Linked DNA regions of Homo sapiens: region 1 is linked to region 2. A link is a loop called in an ENCODE intact Hi-C map of the cell type or tissue named here. Cell type or tissue: PC-3. All regions are shown on one strand. Each heading gives the region's core, and the rest is flanking DNA. Links, peaks and the distances in the headings are about the cores only. Region 1 has its middle 57 kb from the start of FLJ20712. Region 2 overlaps BBS9 (Bardet-Biedl syndrome 9).

Evidence for each region. A loop is a pair of places that touch in the nucleus more often than their neighbours do. Peaks named below come from ENCODE experiments on the same cell type or tissue, not always from the same donor. Only the 100,000 strongest peaks of a DNase experiment are listed, where the experiment ranks them.
Region 1: it touches region 2 in a loop (2.8-fold over the local background); 2 of 110 quality-filtered maps call a loop at or near these places.

What each region holds. Positions count from the first base shown.
Region 1 is chr7:33,663,226-33,675,130 of GRCh38, forward strand. No RefSeq gene overlaps it. Among named protein-coding and RNA genes, the nearest start is that of FLJ20712, 57 kb to the right of the region's middle. In PC-3, for the core only: no CTCF peak of the experiment used is centred there; a DNase peak (open chromatin) is centred at 6,256; H3K4me3 peaks cover 635 bases; H3K27ac peaks cover 1,497 bases.
Region 2 is chr7:33,456,381-33,464,380 of GRCh38, forward strand. All of the region lies in intron 19 of BBS9 (Bardet-Biedl syndrome 9), which reads left to right. Among named protein-coding and RNA genes, the nearest start is that of FLJ20712, 270 kb to the right of the region's middle. In PC-3, for the core only: CTCF peaks have their summits at 3,096 (motif pointing right) and 3,300 (motif pointing left); DNase peaks (open chromatin) are centred at 3,061 and 3,301.

The sequences.
Region 1 (11,905 bases), core at 1,837-9,836, 210 kb after region 2:
CACCCTAATGAACTAATTTTAACTCACCTCTTTAAAGAGTCTATCTCTGTATACATTCCCATTCTGAGCCACTGAGGGTTAGGGCTTCAATATGTGAATTTTAGGGAGACATAGTTCAGCCTACATAAAGATCCTACCTCTATAAACATTCCCATTCTGAGCCACTGAGGTTTAGGGCTTCAATATGCGAATTTTAGAGAGACATAGTTCAGCCTACAATAGGCCCTTGTGAAGTGTTGAAAACTAATGCCTGTCCTTGTTTATTAGGGGCTCAGGCTTTGGGTTGGGATGGTCTCAACCAGGGGCAGTTTATCCCCCCAGGGCATATTTGGCAATGTCTGGAGACATATTTGTTTGTCATAATTAGGATTAGGGGTTGCTAATAACATCTGGTGAATAGAGACCAGGGGTGCTGCTAAATGTCCCACAATGCACAGCACAGCCCCTCTGCCCCCAGTAACAGAGAATTATCAGGGCCACAATGTCCCTTGACATTTTGCTGAGGTGGAGAAATCCTGGGCTAAATAGACTGCAGTTTGAATCCCTGTGATGATACCTAATACAGGTGTGACTTTATAATATACTCCATCTTTATAAACACCCTCATCTGTAGAGTCCTCACAGTGGGTTAAATGAGATAATCTATTACAGCTTTTAGGACATAGCCTGACTCCTGGGAAGCTCTCAACAACCTTTAAGTGCATTATAGATTTCTCACCCGCAGATGCCTCACTTGAGAGCTCAGGTTGGAATGAGCATTAGGAAGTATCCAGCACGAGGAAAGAGGGACGACCCATCTGGGCACAGGGAAGTAATTGGGGCCACAAGAAGGCAAAGGCCACGACCTACTGAAATATATTGAATTTCATATCTTCTTTGGATGTTTTCCAGTTTTAAATAAGTCTACTTCATTGGGTGAAATATGGCTTGAATTAGGGACAGCCCTTTCTCTGAATGTAAAAGGTTACATCACGCATTTCCAGTATCTGTGCAGCTTGCTGCCTCTTCCTTGAAATCATTTAGAGAGAGGGTTGTTGGGCACATCAGATTTCTTGCTCACTGTGTCAGGTCCAGAAGGTCCTGGAGGAAAAGGGAGAGACAGAGGAGTAGAAAACATTTGTTCAAGCAGGGAGGACTGTTTGACACACACCAACATCCCCGGAGTTTTCTGTTAATTAAAAAAGTCATCAGAATGCATTTGCATATGAGATTCTATGTTGCATTTGTTCAGAAAGATTGACTTGAACTATAAAGTAGCTTTGTCCTCTTTCATTAACTTCCTTCACCCTACAAAGTGTGAACCAGCAGCATTTGCTTCCTGGGGGTGGGGTTGGGGGGAGCTGGTGAGAAAGGCAGAATCTCGGGCTCCACTCGGGGACCTGGGGAGGCAGGACCTGCATTCCAATAAGTTGGCAAGTGATGCTTCTGCAGGGAGAGAAGAGCTGCTCTAGGCTGTGCACCATTTCTCTCTCTCCCCTTTACTGGAATCTTTTCTATCATCACTCTCGTTTAATGGCTTCATGAATTTCGTACATTGTGTTTCTTATTGTGGGCCACCTCAAATCCTTTTTGGTCCTTGATGTTGTATAATATTTAGTCAACGTTAAGAACAAACTGTCCTCCAAACCAGGGTTTGATAGTCCGGGCATTTTCATATGTATTAGAGAAAACATTTTAATAACAGCTTCATGAAGGAGAAAGAGGAGCCATAAGTAGTTTTAACTCAATTTAGGGTTAATAAGTAACCACTATTAATTGAGCATCTACTGTGTATTAGCCCTGGATATGCAGACTCACTCAGTCCTCACAAAATTCTATGAAGTGGGTGTTTTTATCTCCATTTTATAGGTTAGGAATGGAGGCTCAGGAAGGTCATATGCCTTGAATGAGGGGGGGCATTGCTAAGCGGTGGCTTCAAGGGCTTCCCTAGCTCCTATCACCAGCACCAAAACACCCACTAAAATTAATCTAATAAGTAATTATACAATTGAGATAGTTTTGCATACAGTTGTGCATAATAAATGAAATTGTGCTTGCTCTACAAATGTGCTTCAAGACACCCCCTCTCTTTCAACTTGCTCATTCTCCCACTGCCCTTCCAAAGCGAACCCTTTGAGTGACGCTCCACCCAGGGCCACTTAGCTCCACCACAGTGACGCCAAAGTTTCGGCTGGAAACTAAGGAAGTGAAAGTTCTAAGTTGCTTGCCAAGTGCTTTATATTTTTTTAATTTTTAAAATTTTTGTACTTAGTAAATTCGAACCAGTGTCAGTAGCCAAATGCCTTAAAATCAGGAAGGGCTTGGGAAGTTTTCTACAGCATATGACACACCTTCCAAGGATCCCCCTCAACTTGCTAGTCTGTAGTCATCTCCCGTCTGGTTTCTTTAAACAGGAATGTGATTGTCTATCCTGGAGCATGTTGCTCCCCTTTGATTCTAATTTTAAAAGCCCATATGGCGCTGGTGTGTGGGTCTGTCATCTTTCCATCATGCTCTGGGCAGGGTGGAGGGTCCAGTATGAGTTTCTGTGACTAAAGGAGGACTTACAAGACCTAGAGTAGAAGTCAAGATCTCTAACTGTGGAGCTGTGGCAAGGAATTACAAGAAAAGCCTGGGCTATAGGGTCAACCAAGTTAGAATCTTGGTTTTGTCACCTGCTGGAAACCAGGGCTTGGGCAAGTGAGCTCATCTCATTGAACGTTTCGTTTCTAGATAATGAACATCTCAGACTTTTTAAAATTTTGAAATATTTAATTGATGAATAAGAACTGAATATATTCAAGGTATACAATGCAATGATTTTATTTAAGTATATAATGTATAATGATTATCACTATCAGAATAATTAAAACATTCTTCACCACCCATGATGTACATTAGATCCCAGAACTTATTCATCTTATAACTGAAGGTTTGTACAGTTTGATCAGCGTCTCCCCATTTCCCTCATCCCCAGCCTTTAGTAACCACCATTTTACCCTCCTTCTATGAGTTTGAGTTTTTTAGATTCCACATGTGAGATAATGCAGTATTTGTCTTTCTGTGTCTGGCTTATTTCACTTAGCATAATGTCCTCTAGGTTCACCCATGTTGTAACAAATGGCGGGATTTCCTTCATTTTTATGGCTGAATAATATTCCATTGTGTATATGTACCACAATTTCCTTATCTGTCATCCACTGATCGACACTTAGGTTGTTTCCATATCTTGGTTATTGTGAATAATGCTTCTATGAACATGGGAGTGCAGATATCTCTTTGAAGTACTGATTTCATTTTCTTTGGATACATACCCAGTAGTGGGGTTTCTGGATCATATGATGGTAGTTCTATTTTTAACTTTTTGAGAATCTCCATACTGTTTTGCATAAGTGGTTGTACTAATTTAGGACCCACCAGCAGTGTACAGGGCTCCCTTTTTCTGCATCCTTGCCAGCCCTTGTTATTTCTTGTCTTTTTTGACAGTAGATTCCTAACAGGAGTGAGGTGATGTCTCATTATGGTTTTGATTCTCATTTCCCTGATGATTAGTGATTTGAGCATTTTTTTCATGCACTTATTGACCACTTATATGTCTTCTTTGGAAAAATGTCTATTCAGGTCCTTTGCCTATGTTTTAATTGAGTTGTTTCTCAAGCTTACTGTGTAGAATTATAATAAAGGATCTGGCACATAGTACAGGCTTAGTAAATGGTAGTTCTGATGACACTGATGATCATGACAAGGAGAAATGAAATATCATCTGAATAAGGAAATATTAAAGGACTAAGGTTGTTCATCTCTAGGGAGAGAGGGTCCTTAGAAACAGTCATGAAACAAACAGAGGTTTTCATGCAGAGCTGGTGCCTGCTTTTTCTGTATTCTGATACACTGAGTGTGGAGACCATGGATTCTGTCCAAATGTAGCGAATAAGAAAATGTGCCTAGATGTTAGACAGGCTCGGTTCAATCTGGATCAACTCCATCCTAGCTCTATGACTGGTCAAATTGGCCAGTCTCTTTGATTCTCAGTTTATTCATTGTAAAATGGGGATAATAGTCCTATAAGACTCAAGTTTTTGTAAGGACTGTGCTTGACACAGTGCCAGGCATGTACTTTAAGTGCTGTTATTTGAATTGCATTTCAATACATGGCCAGCACTCCCAGATTGGATTAGTTGCTGTGGAATGGCCTACAGAAAGATCTTACAGAGTCTGTCTTGAAGACAGCATTTCATGAGCAGTACAGGTTGTCAGTGTGGAATGATTCAGAGGGATTCCTGTTACATCAGAGTTCCTACAGACTCAGACACAGAGAAGGAACACCCATGGACAGCCTAGTGTCCTATGGAGACACAGTGCCTTTTGCATGAGCCTCAACTGCAGAGCTTCTCAGCAGGACAGTTGCTAAGAAAATTGGTCATCTACTTTCTAATTTTGCCTGCTGCCATATTGCCAGTCCAGGTAATTTCCATGTTCAGTGTTAAAAGGTGGATACTTCCAAATTGGTCTTCACTTTGAAAGCATGTTGTTTCTTCATGTTTTACCAACCTGTGTGATCAGAGTTTTTTATGCAGGAAGATTTAGGGTGGGCTATTTCAAAACAACCCCTATGAATACCCATGTATCATGTAACAGTGTGATTCTGTGCTTTCTGCCTTCCCATTTGTGTCTGATACAGGAATAGAAATAAGACCTTCATGATGATAGCTTAATATTTTCCCTCTTTGCACCTTGGCTTATTATCCATCTGAAATTTTATATATATATAATTTGTGTGTGTGTGTGTGTGTGTGTGGAGCAGGGGGTGTGGGTACTGTGATTTTCTCTAGTGCTGACCAGTTAAGGACCAAGCTTTCTGTTGGGGAGGTGAGTGAGCAGAAAAAAAATGAACTTGGAATCACGTAACATCCTATTTTTCTGAAAATAGCTTTGGAATAAGAAACAAGAAAATGAGAATGCAGAAAATATGATCTGTTACCTCAGATTGTTTCTAAAACAAATGCTTTCACAAAGTAGAGGTAAATCTTTTTTCTACTCTGTAACTGCTCTGACCTGTGTAAACCCAGTGGGCACTTTCAGCTGGGCTGGAATGTCAGAGAATTCCCGGTTTGTCTAGGTTACAAGATATTGTCTTCATTTCTGTTGTTTTTCTGCATAAAGACCATTCATTCATTATTCACGAACTGGTTCAGTCATTCATTCAACAATACTATTCAGCATCTAATATGCAGAGATGAAGGAATTGTTAACCCTGTTTGAAGAAATTCACGCTTACTGGGACAACAGACATGTATGTCCATGATTTACAGTGAGGGGTCATTACAGTGAGCACAGCTTTAGGAACACTGAGCAGGGATCTCCCACTGGTTTGGGACTCTCATGGAAACCTACCAAGAGAGGAGAGTTGAGCTGACCCTTGAGGAATGATAAAGAATTTTCCATTAGGCCGGGTGCGGTGGCTTATGCCTGTAATCCTAGCACTTTGGGAGGCCAAGGCGAGCGGATCACCTGAGGTCAAGAGTTTAAGACCAGCCCAGCTAACATGGCGAAACCCCATCACTACTAAAAATACAAAAATTAACTGGTGTGGTGGCATACGCCTGTAATCCCAGCTACTTGGGAGGCTGAGGCAGGAGAATCACTTGAACCCAGGAGGCAGAGATTGCAGCGAGCTAAGATTACACCACTGCACTCCAGCCTGGGCGACAGAGCAAGACTCTGTCAAAAAGAAAAAAGAAAAAAAAAGGAATTATCTGCTAGATCTTGGTGTAGTAAATGAGAAAAGAAAAGGATTTGAGGGAGAGGAAAGAGCATGGGCAAAGAGACAGGTAAGAAAATGTGGTGGGTTAGTGGAACAGGAAAAGGAAGGCAAAGTATTTTCAGAAGGCAGTGGGGTGCCATTGAATATCATTAATTAAATGCTGTTTAGTGCTACAAAAGAAAGGAATGAAAGAAATACTGTCTTATAACTCCTTGGTAGATCCATGTTTCCACCAATTTCAAGACATGTTTTCTTATGTGTTTAATCCCGTCTTGAGACGGGTCTATTGTTCTCCGTTCTCCAGGAAATGCTCCATAGTCAAAACATCACTTGACATTCCATCCTCTGGCAACAAGCAGGAGGGCTGAAGCTATACTTTGTCTTGTAGTTATGATCCATGACAATTACATTACCAAGAATAACAGCCTTTAGAGCAAGATCAACAAATTTATCACTAGCGTTTAAATCAACACCCAGTCACTTAAGTAAATATCCGCTTTGCTAAATTACTTTCTCTGTCAGTGTCAGGGAGGAAAGGAGTGCCTGAGAGCTTTTGTTTGAGGTTAGAAGTGAAGACCCGAGGGATGGGCAAAATGAAAGATAAATTTCTCAAATAGTTAAAATAGCAATGCCGTGAAGTAAGTGGAGTATTTCTGAGCATCTATGTGAAAGTGTTTGGCTCCAAGCTGTGAATGAGTGTCCCAGTCACCTGGAGGCAGAAATCAGGAGAGTAAGTTAAAAAGCACAACGAAACCTATTCTGGTACACATCTGTTTGGAGCAGTTGGGTGTATTGTAAATGTCTCGCATGTGGCTTTTTAAGCTCCCCATAATCTCTAATGTGTCTGCTTTATTTTCTTACCATGTGGGTAGGTAATGCTTCTCTCAGGCTTGGCAGAGGGTATTGTTGAAAAGGTATAACCAATGAGGCTGAAAGGTCTTGTATGTGGCAGTTTTCTCTCTGTCTGCTGAAATGGTCTGCCCTTTAATAAAAGTAATAGCCAACATTATGTGATGGGGTACCAGGCATCAACCCTATGAGACAGGCATTGTCATCCCCATTTTGGGATGAAAAAATGTAGTTCAAATGAGTTTAACTTGCCAAGCTCACGTAGCTCCTGAGTGGTAGGGCTGGGTTTGAACCCAGGCAGTCCGACATGCAAACCATGTTTCTACCCCAAGCACTGTCTCCCTGTGGTATCTGGACTTGTAGCATAGGATTTCTGTCCCAACCTCTTAAATTCCTAGATTAGGTTTCTTAGAGCACACTCTCAGAGCACATTGAAACAAGGGTTACCCAATGAGAAAGAGAGAGGCAGAGAGAAAAATAGAAAACCTGTAAGACGTTTGCCTAAAATATTGTGGCTGTAATAGAAAGCTTCTGGAATTTTCCACTGTAAACAAGCTGGTTTTGAGCAAGTCACTTAACCTCTCTGGTTCTGCATCTATAAGTGGAATGTGATCAGATGTTCCCTATGGTTTTCTCCAGTCTTCTCATCTATAAATCTGATTTATTCAACAAACAGAGAAAGAGAGGTGGTGGTGGTAAGGAACATAGGGCTAGACATCACAAATACTACCTAATTTAGTTTTAGGGTTTATATTACAGAACTATGTTAGTTGGGGCTCTTCAGGCTGCAATTATGAAAATCTAACCTGACCTAAGCAAGCTTATATTCAAGTTAGGGGCTTTTATTGATTTCATGTTGGCAGCACATCATGAGTTCTAAGAACCTGGGAGGCAGCTGAGCTTCAGAAAAGGATCCTACAACTGGGACACTGAGAGCCTCCAAATCTCTGTCCTCTTGGTGTCTTTTCTCTACCTCTCCTGGGCAATTGTAGTCAAATGGTCTGTTCTTTCCTGAGGAACAGTCTTGCCCGTTTACCTATCCAGGTGGCAGAAAATGACTCTCGTAGATCTGATAGAAAATGTGTAGAAACTGATTTCCCTAGCTTGGGTCTCATTGGACCAGAGTGTGGGGGCATATAGTAGGGACAAGATGGCTCTCATGCACCTTTGAGGGTAGAGAGGAGCCATCACCTGGTATTAAGCCAGGTTGACTCATTCCAGAGGCTGAGAACCATGGCTCCCACTTATCCGAGGTGGTGGCTGAGATGAAGAGATGTTGAAGGACTTAGACATACTCAGACAGCAGTAACTGAAAGGATTAAGAATGAAACACAGATCTTGGCTTTTCATTCTGTCTACTTGAATATATATTGAATTAGATCTCATTAGGGGATCTAACGACTCATTTGAATAGATTCTGTAACAACTTTGAGAGGTAATTCTGTGTACAAGGAGAAGGAATCTAAGTGAATGACTCCCCCTACCCTCCCAAAGAGACATATCTTTTCCTATGAACATTTAATTGGTCAAAAACAAATTAAATTGAAATTGTTTCCCTACACAGTAAGCTTCCATTCAAACTCTAACATTATAAAACTGTCAGTAAAGCTTTTTATCAGTTTTGTAAGTAAGCAATCCATAGATCCCACGTTTCTTATAAATCTTAAATCTCACACCTCAGTCCTCAGGCTGGGGCTACAAGGTATCATTGCAGCTTCCTTGAAGCACCTTATGTCTCTACCAGTAGGATGTGATCTTGCTTGAGGGTCCCAGGCACTTGGAACTGTGGAATAATTTTCTTTGTGTGAAGCTGAGCTCAAACATGCTCTGTCACGCTTGATGGAGTTGTTTATGGGCTACTTCCTTTCAACCCCAACCAGCAGGCCCATGGCTGCATTTCACAAGCTATTAAAAACACGAGCACTCTCCTTTTTTGTGTGTGGTGTGTGTGGCATCTGACCATTTATTTTGAATACTACATATTTGGAAAAGCATTCAACAGAGAAAATGATGGCTTTTGGGGGATTCTGACTGTGCCCTGAGTAAACTAGACCTATAATCTGAAACATATTCACATTATGCAGGAACGAGGACCATGGTCTCTTGCCATGGTTTTTTTTTTTTTTCAATACTTGAAAGCTTCATTTCTCTGTTTTTGGGGAATTATGTTTTGATTTCTGTTTTCCATAGACAGTAACAGACAATCACCTCCCTTAATCATTCATGACCTTCCCTCACTGTTTTTATTTTGGCTCCAAAGACTTTCACTTCCTCCAAAAATACCCTCCAGACCATACAGCATTTTTCTCAGTAGCACTTAAACCAATACAGTCTTTTGTTAAACTACATTCTTACATTTTATGAAACACTTTCAGGAGCAGTTTATCATTTGATCCTCTCCTAAACCCTGTGAAATAGTTATTGTTCTCCTCTCCATCTTACAGATGAGGAAACTGAACTTCAGAGAGTTCCTGAAGGTCACACAAGGTGGGATTAGTGCCCAGGGCTTCTGTCTGCAGAGCCTGTTGTCTTTAATTTTTCTTTTCTTCCCTCCCTCCCTCCCTCCCTCCTTCCTTCCTTCCTTCCTTCCTTCCTTCCTTCCTTCCTTTCTTTCCTTCCTTCCTTCCTTCCTTCTTCCCTTCCTCCCTTCTTCCCTTCCTCTCTTTCTTTCATAATAATTTAGTACCAATAATATGGCAAATATGTCCCTGCCTCTAGAGGCTTAGTGGTTCATGGAAATCCAGTGGGATGTGTGAGGCCTTCTGGGAGGGTTAGTGCATTGGGCTTGGTTGAGGAGGCCATAGCTAACTGTGATTGTGCCTGAGAGTATCACACTTGATGTGCTGCAGAATATTCATGCTACCTTGATTACTCGCTCATGCATTCCACTAGGCCTGTTTTTTTCCCAGGTGAAAACCAAGCCGATGGCTACAGAACCTAGTGGGAGAGACTCTTTTGCCCTTCTATTTGACTCAACTGGCAATGTCTTAACCACAATATCGTGCTGATGTTAAAAGACATACTATGCTTCCATTTTTCTTTGCCTTTCCTTTGAGCTTAGTTTCAGTGACTACTGATTTTATTTCTCACTAGAAGGACAACTCGGTTGGCCTCCTTTATGTTCTAGCCAGGGGTCAACAAACATTCTTTAAAGGGAGGGCTTCAGGTGCAGGGCGAAGTGAGTGAGGCACTTGCTTTGGGTGCAACCTACAAGGAGGGGGTCAAAAACTCAGTAAACAAGATAAAGAATATCTTACTGCAATATTTTAAATAATCAAAATTAACACAAAATTCCAAGATGAAGAAAATGTCAAGATTTTAAATATGGACCAGACACTTGCAGTGCCCTGCAGAGCTATGCAGGAATGTGAGGCAAAAGGAGCAACCAGGGATACTGCCCCCTAGCTAGAGTGTTGGAATCCTACTTAGGATTTTGTCTTTATTTGGCTTCATCATTCTCCAAAGACCTCAAAACTGTCCTCACGCTCTTCCCCAGCAGATCTCCCTGGGAAATCTCTTTTCTTATGCAGAAGCTTGCCTTGCTGCTTCTGGCTACTTCCAAATTTGGAAAACCAAACTTTTGATTTCCAAGGAGACTTCAGAGTCTAGAAAATGTCTCTGAGGATTTCCTACAGCAAGTGGCCGTTTCGAAGAGCTGGGCAGACAGGAATATCTGTGGCTTCCTGGGCCTTACACGCCTGCTTGCTATCTCATTATACCCCTGGCTGTGGCAAAAGGGAGCAGGTGTTTGGGGATCTCTTTCTCTATGAATTATTGTTTGATCCCAGAGCCAGAATTAAAAAATATGCTTCATTCTCAGTACTATGCTTGATCTATTTTGGATTAATGATAAATATGTTTGGTTTATTGATAACATCTTTTTTATAGATTTTGAAATGCATTGTAGATATTAACTGGCAAAATAAGGTGAGGAAGGAGATGAGGCTTCCTGTTTGATGTCACGTGACGGATTCATATGTTGGCTTGGGTCCCCTTTCTATTAGTTGTTAATTAGATAAAAGGAGAGAGAGAGTTGTTGGGCACCGGATGCCATGGAACAGTTGTCCAGGGTGTCCATAATGTCGTTTTCACAAAACTGTAGTAAGCTGGGGGTTCCAGGCCAGGTGAACCAAGGGCTACGTGATATACAAAAGTGAGGAGAAGGCTGTTTTCCTGTAGATTCACTTTATATGAATCAATAGCTTTCTGGGAATAGCTCTTTCCAGCCGTGCCCTCTGTGTGCCCTGGCACTGGGTCCCTGTGAACCCACTATGAAAGGTTAACAGAGCCAAGAACATGGTCTCTTTCATGTATCTGTTGCCCCTGAACTAACCTGGATGCCTCACTTTCAAGATGGAAATCCATTCCAGACAGGGCGAACTCAAGGGGCAAGGACAGACCCTGCAGTCCTTTCTGTCTTTGGTCTCTGGGGCTGGCCTTCTCCAGCACCTCTTGGCAGATAAAGAGTGACCACTTTGTTCATACCGTGATAATCTTAACATTTTGCCTACTTGGGCAACCTATGGTCTTATAGCTGCTTAGAGAGCTTCAGCTGGCATTCCATATAGAGTGACCACATTTTCTGAATCCAATTGTGTTTGAACCATAGTTGATGAGCTATAATCGTACATTGGAAGAGAGTACATTAAATCAGGAGTCTCTAGGAAATTTAGTATTAATCTATGTATCTTTGATAAATGTATGGAATTGAAAATTATTAATTTTTATTACTATATTAGTACTATGTCAGTTTTATAAATAACAGTGATATATGGTTTTCTGGAAGACCAAGAATGGTAAGGAAAAATAGGTGCTGTATACACACGTATGCATAATCATGTTATTACAGAATTTATGTTGGGGGGGAAAATGAGAGTTGTTCTGTAGGGGGAAAAATGAGACTTATTATTTGGTCCTGGAATATTATATTCAGTAACTTCTTGTTACTGAAGTTAACTGTTTTTGAGTTATGTTTTCAGAGCTAAATCTGATTGAGTTTACAGAGGGGACCAGCACATAAATGTGCACTTTTAATACTTCCAGGGGACTCTTTATTCTCTAAAATGTAACAGTGCAGACTGAGCTGAGTGAATAAGATACTCCCTAAGGTCAAGAGGGCTTGAAAGACCAATCCAGGGAATGCCCTTGAGTTTTAGATGAGAGTCCCCCAAAGACTAACACACCTGTGAGAGAAACAGCGTCACCAGCAGAGGGAAGGGCTCCCTTGCAGGCCCTGGCCAGCTAAAAACAACAGCACAATAGCTGCTCTCACAAATTGAAAAAAAGAACAAGAAGACAAAAGGTATCTATTCC
Region 2 (8,000 bases), core at 1-8,000:
TGTAATGAATGCAAGGAAAGGTAGATAATAAAAGAAATAAGATGCTGTCTTCACTTCAGTCTTTCCTCTTAAACCTGTGCCTGTACTAATTTATATTAGTCTAATACAAAGTTATTTTTAAGTGGTAATTAGAAAACTCTCTTTTGCTTTGTTCTAGGTGGGTTTTATGGTTGTTTTTGAGTTAAAAAAACAAAACCTGAATTTAAACGAGGACTTTCTTCATTTTTTCCCCTCTCCCCTAAGTATTTTTTTTTCTATATCCTAGATATGGGTAAATAAGTGTCTCTTTCAGATAGAATGGAAAGTTCAGGCTTGCTGTCATGGATAACAAAGCCATGAATGTTGTAGGATGCTACTAAATAATATCCCTACATCTCTTACAGAGTGTCAGATGGAACTTTGATTAAAAAGTGACAAGATGTAACATCTCCAAACAGTTCAAGTTTTAAAATAGAACAAATCAGTCATAAATAGAAGGATTATTGATTAACTTCTTATAACTGATTCTGATCATTAGTTGGTTTTCCTAAATAGAAAACATCTGTAGAACAAATGAGTAGCACTGTTAATTAAGTGGGATGAGGATTAATTAAGTGGGACAAGGAGTAAGTGGGGGTGAGATTTGGTCACCATGGTGCAAGGTGGAAAATGTCTACTTGGCCCCTAAGAGGGGGCCATACGTGTACGTCAGACTATTTTAAAGCTAGTCCTTTGGGAGAGAGATTAGGGTTTACCCTTTTGCCCTCTTCTCTGGCTTCTGTGGGTCTCTTTAGACATTGTTTACACCGAGGGTCATCTTTCTGGAAGATGCATGGGACATGCTGATTAATGAGTCACGGAAGCAATCAGCCTTATAATACTGTGTGTTATTGGCAAGAGACCACATATTTTCCTGAGGTACAAGAACAACGTCAAGAATGAAATAAATTAGCTTATGCTTATGTAGAGGAGTTTCCGCTTCTACAAAACTAGTCTCTTAATATTGAGAAATAGGATAGGAAGATTTCAGGACCTTTATTCCACCTGTCCTGAGGGTAAGATTTTAAGACTTTCTCTGTACCAAAGAAAAAGGACTCTTGGGTCTTGGTCATGTTATTGTTTTAATAAGCACTGTCACTATAGTCACTCAATGAGAAATGTCACCGTATTCATTTCTGTATGTTGAGAGATCAGATACCTTCTGAAACTTACTTGTTGATGGAATAAGATATAATTTACACTAAAATACTTCACAGAATATATGGAAAACATGTATGGTATCTTAGGATGAAAAGTCTTTTGAATTTTCCTTAGCTAGCTGATGATTTTGAACTCAAGGTTAGTTTGTCTGGAAGCATGATATATTTATCTGTAAAAAAGAAACTTTCAGGAAATTGTGTCTGAAAAGAGTGTTAAAGACCTCAATATCTCTATTTAGAGTTTAAAAATACAACTTAACTTTTAATTTAACCACTTTTAGTCAATGCTCTTAAAGTGCCCATTCCATAAATCACCCTATCGTTTGCCAAATAGTTGCCATTTATAGATCAATAAAAGTCCGAAGAGGTTAAGTGACGTTCAAGTAACACAGCAAGTGGCAGGATCAGGAAAAGGTTTGAGGCTTTTAATTTCTAGTCTTTTAGCTCTGAGACAATTAGCTGGTTCTGCTCTGAGATCAGCACTATCCAATTTAAATGGAGTCCTCAGGTGTGCTTTTAAAAGAGACAAAAAGAGACAGTTGTCTGGCCTGGATGACTCTGTGCACTTTTTTGTTTTTTGAATAATGCTTATTATAGAAAATGTCTGATTTAGCAAAACTGTTTATATCACTCTTTAAGAAGAAATGTGAAAGTCATCCGAGGAAAGGCTGAATGGAACACATCTGAAAAATGTAAAAAGTTGATTTTTTGAATGAGAGAAAAAATGTAAAAGATAAAAACAGGCTTCTTTTAGTATTTTTGAGAATAAAGTTTTCAGAACAGCATCCCAATGTACCTGTTTGTTCATTTGTTCCATAGATTTCTTCTTTGAGAGTATATGGTATCAGTATATATAATTAGACTTTCATTTAAATTTCTAGTCCATTTGTGGATTACCTTACCACTTTGGGGAGTGTTTATATTAACTATTCTGTGCCAGTTTTTCTTTGCGGAAAATCTTTCTCTGCTTTTTGCTAAAATAAGTAACAAACAAGAAGCTAAAGATTATAGCTAATGGTCTAGAACAAAGGATTAGAATCCAATTCTGGCAGAAGCCAAATGAGTTACAGTGAATTTGGCACAGGGTGTAAAAGGAACTAGTCTCTGTTAATTGTATGTTCCTGTTTGTAAACAGGTGTTTGCCCAAGGGGAGTACACTGCACTTCTTTTCAAATGTTATGGAAGAGTGATTCACTGGAATAGGTGAACATTTCTCAGTTTCACACCCCGAATACATTATGACAATTCTTTTAGTACTCTGGGCTCAGTGAGTTTTATTAGTAGCAGAAAAGATGGGATTCCAGAAACTGTAGCACCCTCCTTATTTGGTGTTTCTGAGTTTAACTGGCAGGCTGTTGTCCTTGTCTTTAATTAAATTACTTCTCAACCAAGTGTCTTTGAAGGACAGCTTTTGTGAAATGTGTCAAACACTAGGGCTTTTTTCTTTTCTGCCATGAGGCTTGTTGGCAGCAGTGGGAATGAAGTTAGGGGATCAGGAGTACAGTGTTAAACCAGTTATTAAAAGGGCCTTATTGCCAATTACTGAAGAGGAAAGAAGAAAATAAACACTCAAGAAGACAAAACGAACTCCTTTCCATTGAGATCCCTCTTCCCTTTGCTTGTTCTTTAACGCCAGCCAGAATCTTGCGGTATTGTTCTGCTTGTTTTAACTATCATGTTTTATTTTGCTCAGCATTTTGGAAATTTCTCTAGAGCTGTGGTTCTCAATTGGGAGTGGGATGATCGAGACTCCGGGACATTTGGCAAAGTCTGGGGGCATTTTTGATTGTAACAGCTGGGGAGAAGGGAGAGGATACCATTGGCATCTAGTAAGTAGAGGCCAGTGATGTTGCTAAACTTCCTACAGAGGGCAGAGCAGCCCTCACAGCAAACAAGTATCCAGCCCAAAATGTCCACAGGGCTGAGGTTGAGAAGCTCTGCTCTATAGGAAGAAATTAAAAGGCATTTAAAAGAAGTGGCCCGTCTCTACAAATTCATAGCCAGTTTGTGCAAGCAGATATTCAAAATATCTCATTTCAGTGCCTTTGCACTGAAAATGAGTTTTTGTTTTGAGCACTTCCTTACTCTCTGGCACTACATGCTGCTCCAGGTTTGTCTTATATATCTCTTGCCCCCTGCTGGAATCAGCCATTTCTCCAAGGAGCCCTGGTCTTTTTATTGAAGAAACCAAGATCTGGGCATTAGGTGTGCTTATTGGCACTTAGTTTTTTAAACTCCAAAATCTAAGCTTAATTTGTTAATGAGACCAGTTTTTAAAACTTGGTCTTTACCATATATTATATAAGTGTACTTTAAAAATTCTTTTCTTATGTTTGAGCTTACATGGAACATTCTAATTACCCAAGTAATATTGAAATTCAAAATGAATCTTTATAAGTTAAATGAAACCTGCAATAACATGGATTGTAAAATGTATTGCTTTTATAATATACTGATGGTGTTTGAGACTACTGTTACTTTAAAGCGACTTTGTTATTGTACACTTTTTACCATATGTAGTTTTATTTAGTTTTATTTCATAGCCTCCTACAGCTGAAAGGCACTTAATCCTGCCTTGTCTACAAATCGATAATTTGTTCTGAAGTGTGTGAAAATCTGCATAATGATGAACCTGGCTAAAAGAGTTCTATTGTGATTTACGTTAAACTGATAGTCCTTCATTTGGGTAATGTTCATATCTCTGTAGAAATTTAAGGTTTAAATTCTCCTAAGATAGTTTCTGGAATTTCTTGGCTTTATCTTTAACTGCTTTGTTTATTTCAAAAACTGTCTTCTATGCCCATAATTGATTGACGTAACCTGTCAGGGTTTTCTCTTTAAGTAGCATTGTTGATTTTTAAACCATTTTAGGTACAAGGGAAAATAATTTTGATTTTAAAATGAATATTTTCTCTTATTAAATATTTTTTATGTACTGAAAAACTCTTAAGATTTAGACAAAATTTTATGTTTTATCACACTTAAATAGACATATAAAGAAAAATACAAGCAAAATAATTTGTTCAAGGTATTCTTAATTTTTTTTTCACATTCAGAGTCTATTTGGGATCACTTTTAAACATAGAATTGTCAATGTCTGTATTTTTCCAAACATTACTGTCCTCTATATCATCAGAAGTTTTGGTGATGTAGCATTTAAAAAAATAATTTGAGATGAAATTCACATGACATAAAATTGATCATTTTAAAGCGAAGAATTCATTGACATTTAATGCATTCACAATGTTGTATGATCTCTACACCTATCTAGTTCTAAACCATTTCCATCACTCCAAAGTAAAACGCCTTACCCAATAAGCAGTTTCTTTCATTAACCCATTTCCCTAGACCCTGGCAACTACCAGTCTGAGTTCTCTCTCTATGGATTTATCTTTTCTGGATATTTCATATAATTGGAATTATACAATATGTGATCTTTGCATCTGACTTCTTTTACTTAGCATAATGTGCTGAAGGTTTATCCACTTTGTAGCATGTAGCAGTACTTTATTCCTTTTTATGGCTGTATAATAGTCCATTATGTGGCTGTACCATGCTTTGTTTTTCCACTCATTTATTGATGGATATTTGGGCTATTTCCACCTTTTGGTTATTGTGAATAGAGCTGCTATGAACATGTGTGTATGTGTTTGAGTACCTGTATTCAGTTCTTTTGGGTATATACCTAGAAGTAGGGTTGTGGGATCATATGGTAATTCTATGTTTAACTTTTTGAGGAACAGCCAAGTGGTCTTCCACAGCAGTGGAATGATTTTTAAAAGCTATTCCTAACTTTATGTTCATTATCAAAATCAAAATGCTCAATTTGGAAACATACTTTCCTCAATGCTTTGATTTTTGTTATTAAAAATAGATTATTCTTTAACATATCCACCACTTTTTCCAAAGTTACTTAAAAAAAAAAAACTTTGGATAATTTCCATATTCATCTCAGGAGAGTTTGTAAGACTCTCAGAAAAAGATTCCAGGCTTTTAATTTCTAGTCTTCCGCTCTAAGACAACTAGCTCTTCCCTAAGATAGCAGAAGTCAATTTAAATGTTCGGGCACAGTATCTATTTTCCATATGACTTCATGAAAATGAAACAAAAATTAAAAAATTAGGCTGAGTGTTCAATAACACTTTATTTATGGAGTTAATAAATATTTACTCTGAATGGGAAGAAAAGAGATCTGCATTTGACAGTTACCTATGAAATAGAATTAATTTTTTTCTTCTTTGTCATGTTGCTGGGGTTTTTGAAGATTTGCCTAAAAAGATAGTCTTTTAGTTTGGACCCTTTTAACTTCACATGACATATCTCATTACCAAGTACATTCAGAAATAGTGTTTGAATTCTGCAGTTTTTAATTTTAGCAACCAGCAGTCAGTTTGTATTGCTTTCTAAGTGCTGGTGAAGCTAATTCTTCCCATATCTAAGGTCGTTTTAATTTCATTTCTTTATTTGACATCTTTATGATATTCAAACATGAAGATGTATAGTTTTTTTGTAGGGTAGGAACACTAGGTTAATTATTAAATAATAAACTAAATCAAAATCTAAAACCTTGACTCTAGTTTGATTACACAAGAATGTTTTATTGGGATAATACTTGTTCCTTGTTAGCTTCTCCTATTATGAAATGTTCTCCTTGTGTTAAACATATAAAATATTCCAAATTTGGATCATTAGCCATGACTGTCTTTTGTATCCCAGATATATTTACATTTGAAGTTGGTCAGGCTTTCCTTGTAATCATTTCATTGATTGAGGAAATATGTAAAGTTTTTTTGACAAGAAATATAATGTCAGTTTGTAAATGCAGTAATATAGTTGAGACGTGGCATTGGAAGATGGCACAGAGTAAATTTAACTCTTAAGTTGCCACAATTATTAGATATCAGAAATGTTCCCCCATGAATGGCTGCATATTTCTGAAAACACTCTAGGGTGACTGTAAAAAATATTACAGTAGATTGACTTGGAAAATCACAGTAGCTGAATTTGAAACTGTAAACGTTCCTAATGTATGTAGTTCACATTATTTCTGGCAGTGACAGAAAAAGTGGTGGTAAGTTCTACTTGCGGTTAAATGAAGTTTAAAAAAATGAACTTAGGCACATGCTTATGGAAAATATTTAAATATTCTGAGTGGGTTCTTCCAAACCTACTCCATACAAATGAGGGATATTACTCAGAATAAGTCAAATTCAGGTTACCCAGGAAGGGCAAAAGGACACATGTTGGATGGGCAGCTCTTTTTGCAAAATGAGAGTGGTCTTCTCAAGAAGCAGTCATGAAGCCATACTCTGTCCACTTTTTAAAAAATGGATATTTAAAGTTAGGAAATATTTAAAGGAAACCTGAGTGAGTAGATTAACTACAATCACTTTGCACGTTAAACATTTTAGGACTTAGGACAGTAGGGACAAGCTAGGAGAAAATGGGTGAATGGGTGAAATAAGGGTGTGTGCTCAGCTAAATAGATCTGGGGAGGCCTGGAGGGTCTGCCTAAAAAGTAATAGACCTGTAGTTTGATGAGATTTGCCAAGACTTTTTAAAGGGAGTGGTATTCCCAGGCTCTCTTTGTATTTAGTTATCACTGCCAGAGGATTGAGGCTATTGTGCAGCTGAACAGACAGACAATTGACAAAACCAAACCAAAATCCTTGCTTAGCGTCACGTAGACCAAAACACAGACAGGCAACAGCTTAGATTTTCCTTTTGTAACCAATTGTGCTGGCATTGTGTATGCAGAAGTGAAATAGCAAAGGGAGTTTCTACATTAACTTTTTGATAGGGGGAATGCCTGCATCTTGCTCTGTAGATCCAGTTTCAGTTAGGAAACTTGTGAAAGAAAAAAAAAATAGTTGTCTTGTTTAGATTAGTGGGAGAAATGGGTCCCAAAATATTTCCTTGTTACAATGATCCCTTCCAGTCTTAAAAATTCTGTGATTCTGGACTGTGAGTTTATACAGTATCTCTGTGAGCCAGGATGTGCTTTTACACTTCTCTTAGTCTCTTATTTTTGTCTGAAATAAAGCTAATCAGATTCCTCTACACTGGAACAAGTTTCAGCTAGTACAATCGGGTTTATAGCAACCAGATTGTAAACAAAATTTTAAAATCATGTTTTTTAAGTATTTTAGACAGTTAAGCTATTCTGTTTTCCAAAGCAGAAGAGAATGAGACCCACCAAATATTAAACAAATGTAAAGTTCCTACATTCACTTATGGAAATATTAAACTTAAAATTTAAATTTGATCTCCTATCAACCCACCCCTTTCTGAAATTCTGAGTTGACATTTATGTTTTATGTGGGTATATGAAAACTTTAAAATAATGTAATATTTTTCTGGATGTATCCATTGCCTGTTGTTCAGTGAGGTAGACAAATCTTACAGTATAATGTCCTTAAGTATTTTTAGATGTGCTAATTTTAAAATACAGTGTATTTTGTGCTTTTAAATGGCAATTCTAAATTTTTTGTTAAGTTAAAATCATACATCATTTATAATATATCCAAATTTGTGTAATGCTTACTGAAATTCATTTTATAAATTTGACTGTCTGGTTTGGTTAATAGGATTGCTTAAAATGCTAATATACTTGAAAAACATTAGCTTTATTTAACTAAAGACAGACATTATCAGAAAAGCTAGGTCAAGATAAAACAAACATGAGCCTTACGAAAATGAGGGAACTATTTTTTGGTAACCTGGGGTAATTTTAAAAACTAAGGGTTGTAGATCAGAAGATTTGGGATTTCCTGGTTTTCTACTTACTCCCTGGCTTTATTTTCTCTTCTGTAAAATAGGAGT